2 separate regions of the Homo sapiens genome follow, and region 2 is linked to region 1. Evidence: read pairs that join two places in POLR2A ChIA-PET (ENCODE). Cell type or tissue: Caco-2. All regions are shown on one strand. Each heading gives the region's core, and the rest is flanking DNA. Links, peaks and the distances in the headings are about the cores only.

Region 1 (5,000 bases), core at 1-5,000:
AACTAGAAAACTGAATGTTATTCTTAATCCTTCCACCTCATGGAATGGGAAAAAGCAGCTTTGACAATGAAACAGGGTACTAACAGCGACAAGTTGAGGAGCCTTTCAAAAGCAGCTCCCTATCGCCTTTGTAGTACATCAGTTACTAAGTTACTATTGAAAACGGCTTCCTACACCTCACTGAGGTCCATTCATTTCTCTCCATTCCTCTGTTCCCATTCTTAGTTCAACCTCTGTCATCTCTCCTGGATTACTGCCACATCTTGACCTCCCCATCTTCGTTCCTGTCCCTTCCAACCTAATCTCCACACTGATCTTTCTAAAAAATCAAACCTGATCATGTATTTTCTGGTTTAATGCCTTCAGTGGCTGGCCATTGCCTTTAAGCTGAAGTTGCTCCTTAAACATGACCGTAGCCTGGTGTGCTCTGCTTCTTGTTTGCCTCATCTCCAGCCACTTCTGTAGTTCTAGCTACCCTAGACAACTCTAATTCCTATGGTGATCACTCCTCTGTGTTCTCTGGGCTTTCATACATGCCATTTCATGTGCCTGGATGATGGGTCCCTGTTTGCTTAGCTCATTCTAAGCATTCCTCATGTCTTGGATTTAGATGCCACTTCCTCTAGGAAGCATTTCTTGAACTCATAAATCTGGGTTAGATGATCTTCTCCATGCTTTCCAAACATGATGTACTTCCCCTGTCATGGAGTCATCTCATGATGAGTTGTAAATTGCAGTTGTCTGTATGCGCCGTTGGGTTGACTGCAACTCTGAGGGTGGTGCACGTGACTCTCTTGTCATGGAGGTGTGTGAGCCTCCATACAGACTGCCACAGAGCTCCCTCATTTCCAGCTGTGGCTGTAGATTGGCATAAGAAAGGTAGCCCTGCAAATGAAGCTCAGTGCCAGCAAGGCCAGGCCAGCACCTGCAAGTAGACTGCATCAGAGTTTAATGCTAGCATAATTGCTTTCTGGACATTTTGCTACTTGTGGCTCTGTGTCTGTGGCTGCAGCAAGAGACATATGCCTGGTTCTTTCAGAGGGTGGCTTTGTAGTACAGATGTTGATTGGAACACAGGATGCCTTGATTGATTTTACCTTCTCTCCTTTGGCCCAGTCTGCTGCCGTTGGGTTGCTAAAGAACAATGAGATATCAGAAGGATAGAGAGAAAATAGAGAAAGAAGGATAATCTATAATCTACAGACTAGTGAGCAAGCCTTTGAACAGTCGAGGCCACCTACTCATGAGTAAAATTACATTGTTTAACCATTCTGTAATGTCTTAGATAGTGAGTCTCTGGAATGCCACAGATACTGTACTATAACCTCGCCCTCATTCAAAGGTGATGTCTTGACATTTTTGACGCAACAAAGAGATACAGGTAAAACTTGCATTCTTTTAACAGAAAGTGTGTAAACTGTATTTGTGTGACTTGTGTCTAGGCAAAATGCACTGCATCCTAGATAGAATATTCATGTTTGTATAGTATCCTTTAGTAACTGTACCAGGAACAGTCAGGTCCTTTTATGTGAACGTATTCAGAATCCCAGTTCAGGGATTTTCTTTATAAACCCTATTGTGGTAATGCCTTATATTTGTATAGAATTTTACAATTAGTCAAGTATGTGTAGATCTTAGTTTGACCTTCCAACAACTCTTGAAGTCGGTGGGGCAGGGATTGTCTTCATTTTTACAAAGAGAAAATGGCAGAGCAGAAATCATATGGTTAGTAAAGGAGGGAGTCAGGACCTGAACTCAGGTCTCAAAATGCCCCATCCTGTGTTCTTTCTGTTATGCCACATGGCTTTATGTTGAAGCTAATGTGTGTGCAAGTATGTTTCATGTATGTGGGGGACAGTTAATCCAACCTCCTCTAAGATCTGGGCCAGTTGAGAAATAGTCGGATATTGCTCATCCTGTCAGTTTTATTATAGAGAACGCTCAGTTGAAGAATGTGGCCTGGACACATAGCTCGCATGGGCTTTCTGCTCTTTTCCTCCCTGAATTGACCTCACCCACTTACTCCCAGATCCAGCAGCAGGACAGCGGCAGGCCCCACCCCACACAGAGGCAGAGCCCCACTGTGTTGCACTGAGTGCAGGAGAGGAGAGAGGGGGACTCCAGCCGGCAGCCAGAGAGAGACAAAGCGGGGTCCAGGCCACACATGAGGAATCGCTCCTTGTCTCTCAGGGACTAGTGGGTACGAGGAAGTGAAAGTGGCAGAAGTCTCTCCTCAACACTTCTGAGAGCACAGAAGTTGCTGTTCTGTGGGTTTTGTAGGAGAGGGTTGGGATGGTTCTTGAATTAATTGGCTTAGGGAGAAAAAACTGTAAGCTCCTTGAATACAGGGATCTCTGTGTCTTCACACATTCTGTCCCCTGATGTATATAGCATAGAGCTGAGCATAGATTTGTGCCCAACAAATTCTTGTTGACCAAACTGGGATCTTCACTATAACATAGAAGTAGCAAAGTATAGATATTGTTAGAGTTAGCAAGACCCAATGTGTGAATGAATGGTGATTTTATATTTTACCCATGTGAAGACACACTGGCTGGCAACCAAGCCATCCTGACCATAAGACCACACTCTGGCTTTTGCAGGGAACTGTCTGCCCCAGTGACTGCTGTCTTTTCCTCTCTGCTCAGAGCTCATTTCTCATATATTCTCTTTTGAACATATTGAAACAACCTTTTTAAACCTCCTTTCTCCCTTTGTCTTTTTTCCCCCATTTCATTGTTCATCCACTGAAGGAATTTTTTTTCCTCTTTCTTATTCTACTCCCTGCTACATCTCTCAAACACTGTCCTCCCTTCTTCAAATGTCTGTATCTTAACTTGGTAGATAAGTAGAAGAATAGAGCTGATGATATTCTTTCTGCGTCAAGAGTAACGTTACAGTTAATAGAGAATGAGGTTTTTTTAAAGTCTTAAAGGGCCTGGAGACCCATTTAGAAAGTTAGCATATATTTGCTTTTGTATCTTTTAATTAAGCTTTTGCTGAAGTACCAGCATTAAGAATAAACGTACTTTTTATTCAACTTTAGTTTTAATTAATAGTATAAGTACAGTACTAACATACGCCGCCAGTTTTCATTGCACACAACATTTCCACAATGCACATCACGACAGGCCTTTATGAGCCAACTTATGGACCCAACTGCAGTTTGTCATTTTGGGGGAAAATACGTAGTTTTCTGTTTTAGAATAGCCTGTCTTCTTGGTTTGATGTGTACAAGGAGATTTATATCCTTTGTCAAGTTCCAAACTAAGCTGGGAATAGAGGGCATTTGTTTGCTTCATACGTATGATTTATGACCTTTGATGTGTTTGTCCCACAGGAAAAGCTTTTGACATCACCTATGTGCGTCTCAAGTTCCACACCAGCCGCCCGGAGAGCTTTGCCATTTACAAGCGCACACGGGAAGACGGGCCCTGGATTCCTTACCAGTACTACAGTGGTTCCTGTGAGAACACCTACTCCAAGGCAAACCGCGGCTTCATCAGGACAGGAGGGGACGAGCAGCAGGCCTTGTGTACTGATGAATTCAGTGACATTTCTCCCCTCACTGGGGGCAACGTGGCCTTTTCTACCCTGGAAGGAAGGCCCAGCGCCTATAACTTTGACAATAGCCCTGTGCTGCAGGTAAATTCTCACAGGTTGGCCTGAAGCCAGCTAGTTCTACAACATGCGAGGTGTGGGAAGATTATTGTAGTGGGGCTTGTGGTCCCACTTCTGAGGTACGGGGTCAGAGTAGAATACTTGAGCAACACAGACAGAGAGCTTGATTCTGCTCTCTGTGTACTATTAATAAGTGAAGGAAAGTAGTTTTGTTCCTGCTGCCTGGTTGATGTTTGTTCTTATGCACTTGCAGATCTATTCTGGGATGTAAACTTTACACATTTTTTAAAAAGTCAAACAATTTTAACGTTAGTCTCTGTACCTGAGGTGGAAACATTTTCCTTCTGACCTTTTGAAGAGAACATTTGACCTAATTACCCAGATTTCTTGGATCTTTTCTTGCCTATTTTTTGATTTGACAAAATAAAATGTATTTTTTAAAATTAGCAAAGGGGAACCGTTGAAGCAAGATATTTAAGAATGCCATCTTCTTTCATTTTTACACAAGAAAATTTTGATTAGATTTGTCTGGCACGATTGCTGATCATTAAAGAAACTCCTCATCACCTAAAATGGATGATGTTAGTAACAGGATATGGATGTTAGTAACAGGATATTAATTTAGGTACCCATAGCACTGTACTTAAACATTGTGATAGAAACCTTTCCCTGTTTGAGAAGGATTTCTTTTTTCTCCTGAATTCTACATGCATATTCCTTATACACCATAATACGGAATTCTTCTATGTTGCTCATATTTCTGTGAACTTTTCATATGTCCTGGCTATTTGATTATGGAAAAGCTGGTGAGCCTCATGCTGTACTCAGCACTTTAACACAGAATTGGAGATGCTGCTGCATGTGGCTGAAGTCAACAACCACATGGGGATAGCCTTTGTCAGTTGACTGAAACAAGAAAGTCTGATAATGGGTTTTCAAATGCTGTGTACATTATATGAAAAGCTATTGTGATTTCTAAATAGGAAATACCCCATTTTTCTAGGGTTTCTAATTTGGATCTTCTTATTCTTTCTCACCGTTATTATGTTCAGGGACTCTCTTTCTAATTGTATGGTTTTGGACAGTGACAAAAGATAAGAATATATTTTTCTGTGGGTTCAGTTGCCCCCCTTCCATTGTATTTCTGTAAGTTGCTGGGAAAGCATGAATGTGAAAGCTGTTGGTAAACTCTGAGGTTATGGTGAGCAATGAGTGTGCTTGCCAACACCTTGCAAAAAAGTGTTTCTTGCAATGGAGATAAGTTGTGTTCAAAATAAATGGCCGAGAGAATAGCTGATTTTGATAGATGAAAAAGCAGGGCCAGGCGCAGTGGCTCATGGCTGTAATACCAGCACTTTGGGAGGCGGAGGCAGGTGGAT
Region 2 (6,213 bases), core at 1-5,000, 270 kb before region 1:
CTTTGGGATTTTTGTGGAGAGATAGACGGTACCAGTCATGTTTCCTCATTTGTTTTTCCCGTCTAGGTTTTGGAGTGTCACAGACCAAAGCCATCATGACTCTGGTCTCTGGGATTCCAATGGGCCCACCCCGGCTTCCACTGCAGAAAGCCTCCAGGGAGTTTACTGATAGTGCTGAAGCTAAACTGAAGAGCCTGGATTTCCTTTCTTTCACTGATTTAAAGGATGGAAACTTGGAAGCTGGTAGCTAGTGCCTCTCTATCAAATCAGGGTTTGCACCTTGAGACATAATCTACCTTAAATAGTGCATTTTTTTCTCAGGGAATTTTAGATGAACTTGAATAAACTCTCCTAGCAAATGAAATCTCACAATAAGCATTGAGGTACCTTTTGTGAGCCTTAAAAAGTCTTATTTTGTGAAGGGGCAAAAACTCTAGGAGTCACAACTCTCAGTCATTCATTTCACAGATTTTTTTGTGGAGAAATTTCTGTTTATATGGATGAAATGGAATCAAGAGGAAAATTGTAATTGATTAATTCCATCTGTCTTTAGGAGCTCTCATTATCTCGGTCTCTGGTTCCTAATCCTATTTTAAAGTTGTCTAATTTTAAACCACTATAATATGTCTTCATTTTAATAAATATTCATTTGGAATCTAGGAAAACTCTGAGCTACTGCATTTAGGCAGGCACTTTAATACCAAACTGTAACATGTCTCAACTGTATACAACTCAAAATACACCAGCTCATTTGGCTGCTCAGTCTAACTCTAGAATGGATGCTTTTGAATTCATTTCGATGTCACCACTTTTCGCTCTTTAAAAACACTGGGTCAGGTGAGGACTTGTTTCAGTTCCTATAACTAAGTAAAGGGCGGCTTTCTCATAACAAAGGAAAAAGTCTTCCCCAAAGATGAATTTAAGTCTCCACTTTTTTCTATACAGAAAACTCAAAACTCAAAGTTTCAAAGAACCAAAGGACTCTTCCTCTGGGCACCACAAACTTCCCCTTCCTCCACTGAGAAGACTGTCTCTCCCGCAGGACCCTGAATTATTGAAATCGAAGGCTGACTTCCTTTCTGCAGTGAGCCCAGGGGCTAATGTTATTATCCTGTCACACTTGCAACTAGTGACTTTTGTTTAGTGATAGAAGATTTGGGGAGGACCCAAAGGACTCAGAACTTTCTCTCCATACCTCCTTTTACTCTTTTCTTTCTGTGTAATGTATCAACAACTGTTTAATCTCCCTTCTAACAAACCTTGATATAAGCTTTCTGATATCAAAGTATATTGACAGTTAACCCTTACTGATTTTAAACTTGACTATCCAGTCTGTTAATTACCTAAGATTTTGTTTTCATTTCATCTCTAATTGTTTTGATCATTGGCAGAGAAAGAGTATTTGAAATTCATATCAGTTTTGCTCCTTATTTTAATCTCTTTGAATTAAAAATAAAACTTTTTCAAAATGGAAATTTGAAATTATAAGTAGACTTCAATTATCTTTGCTAATCCTCTCTTTAATTAGTCAGCTAGTTAAAAGTTGTTATATTCATATATCCTCAACCCTCTTTTTGCCTTTGTAGCTTTTAATTTCCTGAAAGAAGAAAATGAGTTGTTCGTTTTTGGTTCTGAGGATGTGATATCCGTACTTACTGATACTAAAGCCAAATTTAAATTCTAAAATTAATTCTTGGGTATCCAATAAACAAAGAACTATTTTTCTATTTTTGCTTTTGTGAAGTCAATGCTTAGAGGATTTTTAAGATGGTGAGTGAGCTTTTGTGAACATAAAGAGAAATATGATTTTAAAATGACCAGGTCTGAGTTTAGCTCTGTTAACATCCAGTAGCTTAGAAATGAATATCATGGCCGGGTGCCGTGGCTCATGCCTGTAATACCAGCACTTTGGGAGGCCGAGGCAGGCAGATCACGAGGTCACGAGATCGAGACCAGCCTGACCAACATGGTGAAACCCATCTCTACTAAAAATACAAAAATTAGCTGGGTGTAGTGGCGCACGCCTGTAGTCCCAGCTACTCAGGAGGCTGAGGCAGGAGAATCGCTTGAGCCCGGGAAGCGGAGGTTGCAGTGAGCCAAGATCGCACCACTGCACTCTAGCCTGGTGACGGAGCGAGACTCTGTCTCAAAAAAAAAAAAAAAAAAAAAAAAAAGAAGAGAAAAGAAATGAATATCATATAGCAGTAGGCTATTAATAGTGCACTTAAGTAAAATTTTGGAATACTATGAACTTACCGTTTTGTTTATAATCTATTCCTAAATTGTTTTTAACATTAAAACTACAGTAATGGCATGTGAAATATTTCATTCAACACAGTAGTAAAAGCTGATTTCCAACCTCTTTGTTTCAAGATAGAAATCTGAGATCAGTCCACTGGGGATGGTTGGAGGGACAGGAGTGATTTTAGGAATTGGTTTTACTTAAGATCTCTCTTGCCAGGTGCGGTGGCTCACGCCTGTAATCCCAGCACTTTGGGAGGCCTAGGCGGGTGGATCATGAGGTCAGGAGATCAAGACCATCCTGGCTAACACAGTGAAACCCCGACTCTACTAAAAATACAAAAAATTAACCGGGCATGGTGGCGGGCGCCTGTAGTCCGGGAGGCTGAGGCAGGAGAATGGCGTGAACCCGGGAAGTGGAGCTTGCAGTGAGCCGAGATCGCACCACTGCACTCCAGCCTGGGCAACAGAGCAAGACTCCGTCTCAAAAAAAAATAGAACATCTCTCTTGGGTTTATTGAAAGATGTAGGAAAATGCCATGGGGGTGAGGTGCAAGTAGGGTTGGGGGGCAGTGGGAGTAATGTATATTCTTTCCTAGAAAGGGTATTTGCCACAACTTGAGAGAAATTTCTTCTTTCTGATCACCTGAAGGGCACGGAAAATCCAAACTCTTAGGAGGCTGATGTCTAAGGCTGGGTTGAGGGGCTTTGCAGAGTGACTGCAACCCAAGTTTAGGTACCCACCTGGGCTCACCAAGGCTTTTTCATACAGAGGAAATGGAGTGGGATCTACAAACCCATCAAATCAAGTAGAGGAAACAACACATCCAAGCCATTTAACCATTTCCTTATCACATGCTGACTCAACCCTCAGTTTCCTCCAGTGGAAGTAAGAGGGAAACTTGGAACCAAAATTATGCAAATAGCAGAGCTAAGCCCCAGGTAGAGGCAGAGCACTACCTCACACTTTGTTTCTGGGGCTGAGAAATGGCTATCTGGGTGGACAAAAAAACCCAAATCGTAGTTTCTCCTAAGAGTCTCCCCTTGGTGACTCTTAGGAAATTGTTTGATACATAATACATTTTAGCATGTTAAGTTACACAACTAGAAGGAAAACCCTAAAGCATTTTCTTAAGTCTTAATCACACAATTAATAAATATAATGGAATGGATTCAACAAAATACATAGAGAACTATATCCAGCAGGATGTGTTACCTTTATCTGGAGACAAGTTACAGAGAGTGTTCAAGTTCTATTCCAGAGGGACCACCTAAGGAGATTATACATCAATCACACATTCACTTCTGATATATTTTCTCTGATATATTCTGCTAGAATGCCCTTCATGAATATCAGCATCCCATGTTTGAGGCAGATGTTGGGTTAGGCCCTATAGGCGCAGAAATTGTCACAAATGCCAGCCTTTGGTGTGAGAGACAAGCCTTCTCATCTATCAGCAAGCACACATAACAAGGTTATCTTTGAGGTCATGGGGAAGTGGGTTCCCACAAGCGGGCAAGTGCATCAGCATCTCAGTATGGTCTACAGTCCAAGACCAGTTTGTACCATTTTAAGGTTATCCTACCTCAGGTAGAAGGAGGTGGGATAATGACCACATACTACATTCTTGAGAATCCTCAGACTAGGGTGAAACAAAGTGATCCACCCTCAGCTTGAATGAGTGGACACATTTAAAGCATGTTAGAGTGGCAAATAATATTCATAGCCTGTATTAGTTCATTCTCATGCTGCTAATAAAGATGTATCTGAGACTGGGTAATTTATAAAGGAAAGAGGTTTACCATTCAGCATGGCTGGGGAGGCCTCAGGAAACTTTACAATCATGGAAGAAGGGGAAGCAAACACATCCTTCTTCACATGGTGGCAGCAAGGAGAAGTGCTGAGCAAAAGGCACCCTTGTAAAACCAGCGGCTCTCGTGAGAACTCACTCTCACGAAAACAGCAGCATGGGAGTAACCACCCTCATGATTCAGTTAACTCCCATCAGGTCCCTCCCATGGCACATGGGGATTATGGAAACTACAATTCAAGATGAGATTTGGGTAGGGACACAGCCAAACCATATCACAGGCCTAGCTGGTCTTCAGGTTGCAGTTACTATCTGAACTCCCCTGAATATTGGCCAATTAGTACTGTCCTTTTCCTAAGGTAATAACCTCAATCAGGTTTGACTTCCCAATTTGAGCAGAACTTCAGAATCATTCAGTTAAAACACTAAGTATATTCTGCCTTTTGCTCTTTCATTTGTCTATATAGAACTGTACCTATCTGTATGTCTTTCAAGATCCTTCAATATGGCCAGAGGAAAGTGGTGGGAGATGGAGGTGCAGAAGAGGGACCAATTTCCACAAGGTAGTGAGAGGGGGCTTCTCTGGGTCCATTAGACTTAATCTGAAGTTAGAATGTTGGAAAGAAACCAGTCAGGTGAAGAGTAGCAGAGGGTGCATTCCAGGTGGTAGGACCCACATATTTGACAGTTCTGAGCCATGGGAGAGTCTGGAGTGTGAAAAACTGAACAGAAGCCAATGAATCAGAGCTCAGACACCAGGGAGAAAGAGTAGGAAGTGATTAATTTAAAGGGACTGCAAAGGAGCCAGTTCTTGTAAGGTGTTGTAAGTCATAGGAACATTAAACTCACACTGTTTTTCTGTGCTGTAACTTTAAGTGCTATAAATTTAGAGTGTAAAATAACTATAGGCCCCCCTAAAGACTGAAAAATTGGTACAGAAAGAAGAAAGTTTACAACAAGCCTTCAGTACATTACAGTTTGTAAATAAACTGTCTTTATTATTTCAACTTGTTGATATAACCTTGTCTCTGGAAAAATTGATTTTTTTGGTCTGAAATTGTTTAGTTTTCTTGGGTTTACAGAGAATGCATCATGATTTTCCAGTTAAAATATTATTTTCATTTAGTGGCTTTTCACTTAGCAGTAGGGTTTTCAGGAGTGAATTAAACATAATAACGAGGAAAAGGTATATTTCTATTCAGTAGCAGATAATTCTAGTATCTAAAACATTTATATATAATTCTGTCAGTTTTCTTTTTCTGCTGGCACTCAACTCATTGGACTTTATTTGTTTTTTAGAGACAGAGACAGGGTCTCACTATGTTGGCCAGGTTGGTTTTGAACTCCTGGCTTCAAGTGATCCCACACTTCAACCTCCCAAAGTGTTGGGATCACCCACATGAGCCACTTATACCCTGCCACTCATCAGAGGTACTTAAGATCCTCACCCGTTTTATGATTTTTTGAACTCGAGCTTATGTTCAGTGGAATTTTATAGGAATTATTTGAGGTCTGGATAGAAGAATATTCCACCAAAGAGAATATAATTTTAATCCTTCTAAGTGATTTATCTCTGTTGACTAATAACCGCTTTAAATAATTGGCTTGAGGTTTTTTTGGATATCAGAGGAAGTAAGTCTTTTTATTCTACCTAGCATCTAGTTTTTGATAGACAAGTTTCCTTATTATACCCCTCTTCTGGTTGGTTTGGCTTCTCATTGTTGCTATTGTTGTTCACTTTTCACTGAAGATATAAGGCTTTCTGGTTTATGTGTAGGTCTCCTCTCAGCCTCTGCATGTTGGGCAGTCTCTTTTGTCTCCTTTCTCGTAAGCCCCAATGCAGCTTTTATTAAAAGGAAGCTCAAGTTCATTAAAAATCAGCAGACCCTTTCAGGGTAGGTGCTTACGTCAGGGTTCTCTTGCCTCTCTGGATTCATTCATTCACTTCATTTATGTTTACCTCTAAAGCATTTTCTTTCTTGGCAGCACAGCAATACATTTTTTTTTTTGTATTCAACATTTTCTGTTATTTTTCAATGGTAAGTTTATTTAGGGCATCTCCATTTTTTTCAAGCTTTTGGAATCTTTTGCTTTCAATTACTCTTAAATACAGCAAATTTATATTTTGCTACAGGTTCCACTCTGAGTCATTTTTTCTTAA

What was found. Peaks named below come from ENCODE experiments on the same cell type or tissue, not always from the same donor. Only the 100,000 strongest peaks of a DNase experiment are listed, where the experiment ranks them.
Region 2: POLR2A ChIA-PET joins it to region 1 with 5 read pairs; 2 of 35 experiments call an interaction of 5 or more read pairs at or near these places.

What each region holds. Positions count from the first base shown.
Region 1 is chr1:183,099,988-183,104,987 of GRCh38, forward strand. It overlaps LAMC1 (laminin subunit gamma 1), which reads left to right. Exons shown (of 28, transcript NM_002293.4): 2 at 3,341-3,645. Among named protein-coding and RNA genes, the nearest start is that of LAMC1-AS1, 39 kb to the right of the region's middle. In Caco-2, for the core only: no CTCF peak of the experiment used is centred there; DNase peaks (open chromatin) are centred at 542, 1,304 and 2,034.
Region 2 is chr1:182,828,658-182,834,870 of GRCh38, forward strand. It overlaps NPL (N-acetylneuraminate pyruvate lyase), which reads left to right. Exons shown (of 13, transcript NM_030769.3): 13 at 67-1,727. The coding sequence ends at 251. DHX9-AS1 (DHX9 antisense RNA 1) reads right to left here. Exons shown (of 2, transcript NR_148933.1): 2 at 5,015-6,213. Among named protein-coding and RNA genes, the nearest start is that of DHX9, 7.6 kb to the right of the region's middle. RefSeq lists an enhancer at 916-1,065. In Caco-2, for the core only: no CTCF peak of the experiment used is centred there; no DNase peak of the experiment used is centred there.